Regions from separate parts of the Homo sapiens genome. Here region 2 is linked to region 1. A link is a loop called in an ENCODE intact Hi-C map of the cell type or tissue named here. Cell type or tissue: breast epithelium. All regions are shown on one strand. Links, peaks and the distances in the headings refer to the core of each region. The heading gives the core; the rest is flanking DNA. Region 1 overlaps SMOC1 (SPARC related modular calcium binding 1). Region 2 overlaps SYNJ2BP-COX16 (SYNJ2BP-COX16 readthrough).

Region 1 (2,913 bases), core at 317-2,816:
TCAGCCATCCTTTCTAAACATCTAATGGCTCTCTAGAAATCCTTCCTTAAATCCAACCTAAATCCCTTGTGCTGCAATCTAAGCTTATTTCCTGTTGATCAATTCAACAATTATTTCTTAAGTGCTCATTAGAGGCTTGACCCAGCGCCTGCTGTCAGCTCCCAAAGAACATGATCTGGCTCCTTCCTCCAAAAGCCAATGCTCTGGGTCAAGAGAAAAGACCAACAAACAAGGAAGAGCTATACACTGCCCGCCTGTCATGGAATTGTCCAGAGGACGACAGCGAGTGGAGCTGAAGGTCTTGGAGAAGGAGGAGTTGGGGCAGCTGGGAAGACTGCCCGGAGGGAGCGGGACTCAGGCTGCCCCTTGAAGGATAAATAACATTTGGCCTCATGGCTGAGACGAGGAAAGGCATGTCAGGCAGAGGAGAGCACCCTGAATAAAACGGCCATGCGTGCGCAGGAGACAGAGGAGACGCCCATGTGGCTGCTGCCAGATGTCTGTGTGAAGGTGGGATGGCTCCCTCAAGACAGCCGAGCCTCAGTTCTGTGGCCCAGAAAGAACCCGTGGAAGCTTGGGTAGGAAAGTCACTCCATAAAACTGATGTTTTCAGCTGCTTGTTCTGGCCACAGAGGGCAGAACAGAGTGAAGGGGAAAGAGAATAAATGCAAAATGGACAGTTAAGAGGCACTGGCACAAATGCAAGCATGAGGTGTTGACAGCAGCCCGGGCTACACTGTGGCAGTGGAGATGGAAAAGAAGAATCAACACAGGAGATGGTTTAGAGGAAGATTCTGGAAGCAGCTGTCGCCATCTCTGGTTCCAGCCTACTTCAGCAAATGCAATGGAATCAGGTCACCCCCTGCATTCCCAGCTCCAGGCCAAGAGCTGCATCAGGCACTGGGGTGCGAGTGTCCTTGCCTGGGAAGCCGGCTTCAGAAGCCACTAGCTGGCCAGGCTCTCAAGGTCCTCCCTTGACAGAGCTTTTCTGAGGCCTAAGCCCTGAGGCCCAGGAACTCCCATTTCCTGACCCTTTCTCTTGCATACCCAGGGGCCCTTCCTCAGACCTCCTACTCCTAAAACCCCAGCCCAGTGACCTGGCTGCCATCACTTACCCAGAAAAAGTGGCTGGAACTGACTCGGTGTTGTTCCTCTGCACCCAGTCAGCTGCTAAGGGGAAAAACAGCCCTGCCCCAAAGCCACAGTTTGGTTCAAGCAATTTAAACATAATGTTGCACAAAAGAGGACTCGGTTTCTGCTCACCCTCATGCCAAGAGCACATCCATCCAACCTGAGCAATGTTTTTGGCACATCGCAAGTGCCCCTACAGACCTCTCAAGTGAGGTGATCCGGCAGCTGACGGCCTTCTGGGACGGGCAGTGTGGTGGGATGGGCAGTGAGGTCCCTCGGTAACTGGCTGGAGAGGTGCAGAGGTGGGAAGGGTGCTGTCAGGGGGGTGAGAAGGGTGCTGTCAGGGGAGTGGGAAGGGTGCTGTCAGGGGTACAGTCACTGGGGATGAAAGGGGTGAGGGCAGAGGTGGGAACAGAATCAGGAATGATCCAGAAGCCAAGCAGCAGAAGCACATGTGGATTCCACAGCCCATCTCTGAAGTGGATACAGGGGTTGGGGCTGCTCCCCCAGCCACGTCTCTGCCTCCCTAGGGGAGGGTCACCACAGATGTGGGGCCGAACTCTCAAGTCCTGTACCAGACCCTACTTGCATCTCCAGAAAAGAGACTGATCCTAGCTTGGCCCAGACACCAGGAAGAGGTTTCTGAGTAAGAAGGCCTCTCTTTTCCTTCGTCAGCCTAACGCCTCTGGGGCTGCCTCCTTCCCTGTCCGACCAAGAAACAAGCCCCACAATCTGGCCAAACTCCCAATTACCAGTAAGAAGCAGTTCCACCTGTGTTTAATCCAGAACCAAGAAGCTCTTTATTGAGTTGTACTTTTCCCCCGGGAGATCATATCCCTCCCTTCTTCTCCAGGGGCTTGGATTCCCAAAGAAGCCTCCAAGATTCAATACTCTGGCTTCCCTGAGCCCCAGGCTTCCCTCTCACACAGCTTCCAGGACATGTCTCTAAAACACCCCAATGTCTTAGAAAGCACTCGGTTTCTCAGGCATCTCTGTGGCCAACGTAGCACAGTAGTTAAGAGTATGGCGTTTAGAATCAGACAGACCAGGATTTCAAATCCCAGCTCTATGACTTACTTGCCGCATGACCTTAGGCAAGTCACTTAACCTCTCTGAGCCTCAGCTTCTTCATCTGTAAAATAAGAATGCTCATTCCATGGATTGGTCATGAGGAATAGTGAGATGATGCATGTAAAGCTTGTAGCCTGGCACACTGTAAATACTCAATAAATGGTAGCTATGTTTATTAGGACTCTTCCACAGCCCTCAGACTGAAATTGTTTGGGGGAGGCAGATGGAGTAGGGAATGGAAGGGAAAGGCTTCAGCAAATGGGGTGCCTCCTCCCTCTTCCTTCCATAATGGGCGAGCATAGAGCCTCCAGGGATCTCTGATGTGGCAGATGCTGGACAGTCACTATAAAGACATGAGATGCCACCTCAAGAAGGTCTCTTCCTATGCAGCTTGCAAGCTTGCAACCCCGGGGAGACTCCCAGCTCCTGGAAGAGACCTTCCTGAGGGATCAGGACCCTCCAGAGAGTTTCACTCCAGTGTACAGAGACTTCCAGATGGTCATTCCTTCTCCAGAAAGGTATCTTTCCCTGTCCAATATCCCAGCATCAACACCACCTAAGAGTTGGGGGCTTGACCCCAACTGTTAAATTTATGACAAGTGTAGAAAATAAGAACATACATAAGCAGAGGAAGCATTATATTTAATATACGCATGCTTTAACTATTCAGGCTTTGAAGATATATAATATTAATAACTCTACTCAGATGGG
Region 2 (2,913 bases), core at 120-2,619, 400 kb before region 1:
TATGAGGTACGGTATGTTAATATAGTCTCTGTCTTATAACAATCAGTTACTGGTTTTATCTGCCTTAAAAGTATTAGTAGTACAGAAAAAAATTACGTTGAATATATATGGTATTTGATAAACTATAATCATTTGAAAAGCAAATAAAAAGATGGATCCATACTTAATATACTACAAATAAATAAATTCCAGATGGATCAAGAATTTGAAAGTAAAAAACAAAATGCTGAAAGTACTAGGAGAATATAAATGGAGAATTTTGTTTGTTGTCTTGAGTCAAAAAAGCCTATTTAAATGTGATATAAAACCCAGAAGCTCTAAAAGTAAAGATCAATGGGTTCATACATACAAATTCAAAAGTTAAGAATGAAAAAAGTATATAAAGTCACAGATTACATGAGAAATCCTACAGATATAGTTTAATCTTATCATGGCACATTAATTTACTTAAATATGAAGACCATCTCCAAATCAATGTGAAAAAGTTCAACAATTCATTTGTTCAGTAAGAACATGGGAAAGCATAGCATGTAAAACTTTTGGACAAAAGGAAATAAGTATCATTCTTAAACATATGAAGAGATGCTCAATTTATCATAATAGGAATGTCAAAGTCTAACGAGGTATCACTTTTCACCCATCTAATTAGCAAAAATCAAGGAGTTTAACAGCACGCTATATTATGGGATGTGGTGAGGATGTTCTTCATGTCTTTGAGTTTGTCATTTTTTTGACTGGATTATATTTTCCTGTTTCTTTGTATATGTCTGGTCATTTTGTATTGAAAGGTAGTCATTGTGAATAATACACTGAAGAAAATTCTGAAGAGTGTTGATTTTTATTTTGACAATTTAATTGTTAGCTAATCACCTTAAACTTCATTTTGTGCTTTGTAGGGAAGTATCTGTTGAAGGGCTAGCTATCTTTCCTTGGCCCTTCTCCCTTGTTGGGACTCAATCTCCAGACTATCTCCCCAGAGAATCTTGTCAAGGCTTGGCTTTAAGCTTTGTTGGGGTGAGTCTAAAGAAAATCTTATCGCGCCACTGCACTCCAGCCTGGGTGACAGAACGAGACTCCGTCTCAAAAAAAAAAAAAAAAAAAAAAAAATCTTATTCTCAGGCATAATTTTTACTCCTGAAGAACAGTCCTTTTGGTGTCTTAGGTGGATGTCAGGGTAGCAACAAAATGTTAAAAGAAAGGTCTCCACTCTGGCAGGCCTGGAAACTCCATATTCTTGACACTGTTTTTTCTCAGCATTTCTTGACGCTGTTCCACACTCAGGCCTATACCAGTTGGCTGTGAAGTGTTATGTCTTGGGTGGTTTTTCTCAGCACATTTACATAGCCCATTCTTCAGCCACTGTGCACGTTTTGTAGAATTCTACAAGGAATCTCCTTCACCAAAGATCTGTAAAGGCTAGACTACTTTTACATGAACTTGTTATTTAAGAATTTTCTTCAGTTCTGTTAAGCATACATATCTTACGTTACCTGGATAATGGCCATTATTCTTTATTAAAATCTTTTAATAACTTTAGATCATTTCATAACTATACTTATGAAATAATCTAAATTCTTCTTGTATGCTAAATTAGTTGAATTTTGTTCCTTCATGTATATATGTAATACAGACTCCTGGTAAAACTATAAGTGAACAGTATTTTCATTTACTACTTTCCCATTGATTAAAAAAAAAAATCCTGTAACTTGCTAACTTGTAGTTCTACAAGTGCTATACCAGTAATGATGCTATGAAGAGTTTGTCTGGGAGTAGATTTTCCTTCTAGTTCTTCTAGGACCTGTAGAATTTGAGAGCTGAAGACTCTCAAATGTAGAGTATTTGGTCCAACCTTTTCATTGTTACTTATGAGAGAGTTAATGCCCAGGTGGCTTAAATTACTTTCCAAAGGTTATATAGCTAGTTAGTAAGAGAGTAATGCTTAGTATCCAAGTGTCAAGGTAAATTTATTCCATTTTCCCTGTCTCTGGATATAAGCTATCCTATGTTTTCACAGCTTTTTTTTTCCATCTTACTCAATTATTTCAGAACAACCAAAACAGCAGATATGTAAAAGTTAATGTCAGAGTGGTGGTCAGTAGGAGAAAGGTGAAGAAACATTTATTTCTTCCCTTTTATTCCAACTATTTTTGTGCTTGAGAGGTACTTCAGACTAAATGAAGGTAGGATGATCCATAATGTAGTTGCAGTTAGTTTCAGTTGCCCAAAAGTGTTTTGCTTATGATAGATAGCTGTAGGAAAGTCTTTTCATTCCTAAGCCCAGGCGTAAGACAAATGATCTTGGTCTCTTTTCTTTTTTGTAGAAGACTTTAGGGTCTCCACCCTTTGTTCTTTTCTTCTTATTTTCTACCATCATCCCTGATAACCCTTTCAGTCACTGTGCTGGATCAGCCTTCAGATTTGTACTTTTGTTTTCCCAGCTTCAGCCTTTTCCTTGTCCTCTCAAAAATAAGGCATGTAGACTCTTTCTCTATTTTAATAGTTTTACGGTTAAGGTGGCGTAAGATAGGCATTAACATCAGTAACAAATGAAAAGTTCTAAATCTTAAGATGACATTTCATCAATGATTGTAGTTGATTTATTTGCTACAGTTGTAATCGAGGACCTATCGGATACTTTCTACTCATTTATTCATTGAGTTAGTTGTGTCCTAATCAAAGCCACAGGCTCTTATACTAATATTTATACTTTAATTTTTTGTGGTTCTATAGAAAATCAAAGACTCCAAGTTTGATGACTGGAAGAATATTCGAGGACCCAGGCCTTGGGAAGATCCTGACCTCCTCCAAGGAAGAAATCCAGAAAGCCTTAAGACTAAGACAACTTGACTCTGCTGATTCTTTTTTCCTTTTTTTTTTTTTTAAATAAAAATATTATTAACTGGACTTCCTAAT

The links. Peaks named below come from ENCODE experiments on the same cell type or tissue, not always from the same donor. Only the 100,000 strongest peaks of a DNase experiment are listed, where the experiment ranks them.
Region 2: it touches region 1 in a loop (17-fold over the local background); 1 of 110 quality-filtered maps calls a loop at or near these places.

The regions. Positions count from the first base shown.
Region 1 is chr14:69,928,756-69,931,668 of GRCh38, reverse strand. All of the region lies in intron 1 of SMOC1 (SPARC related modular calcium binding 1), which reads right to left. Among named protein-coding and RNA genes, the nearest start is that of SNORD169, 48 kb to the left of the region's middle. In breast epithelium, for the core only: no CTCF peak of the experiment used is centred there; a DNase peak (open chromatin) is centred at 1,819.
Region 2 is chr14:70,326,267-70,329,179 of GRCh38, reverse strand. SYNJ2BP-COX16 (SYNJ2BP-COX16 readthrough) reads left to right here. Exons shown (of 5, transcript NM_001202549.2): 4 at 1-6; 5 at 2,731-2,913. The coding sequence ends at 2,847. COX16 (cytochrome c oxidase assembly factor COX16) reads left to right here. Exons shown (of 4, transcript NM_016468.7): 3 at 1-6; 4 at 2,731-2,913. The coding sequence ends at 2,847. Among named protein-coding and RNA genes, the nearest start is that of COX16, 32 kb to the left of the region's middle. In breast epithelium, for the core only: no CTCF peak of the experiment used is centred there; no DNase peak of the experiment used is centred there.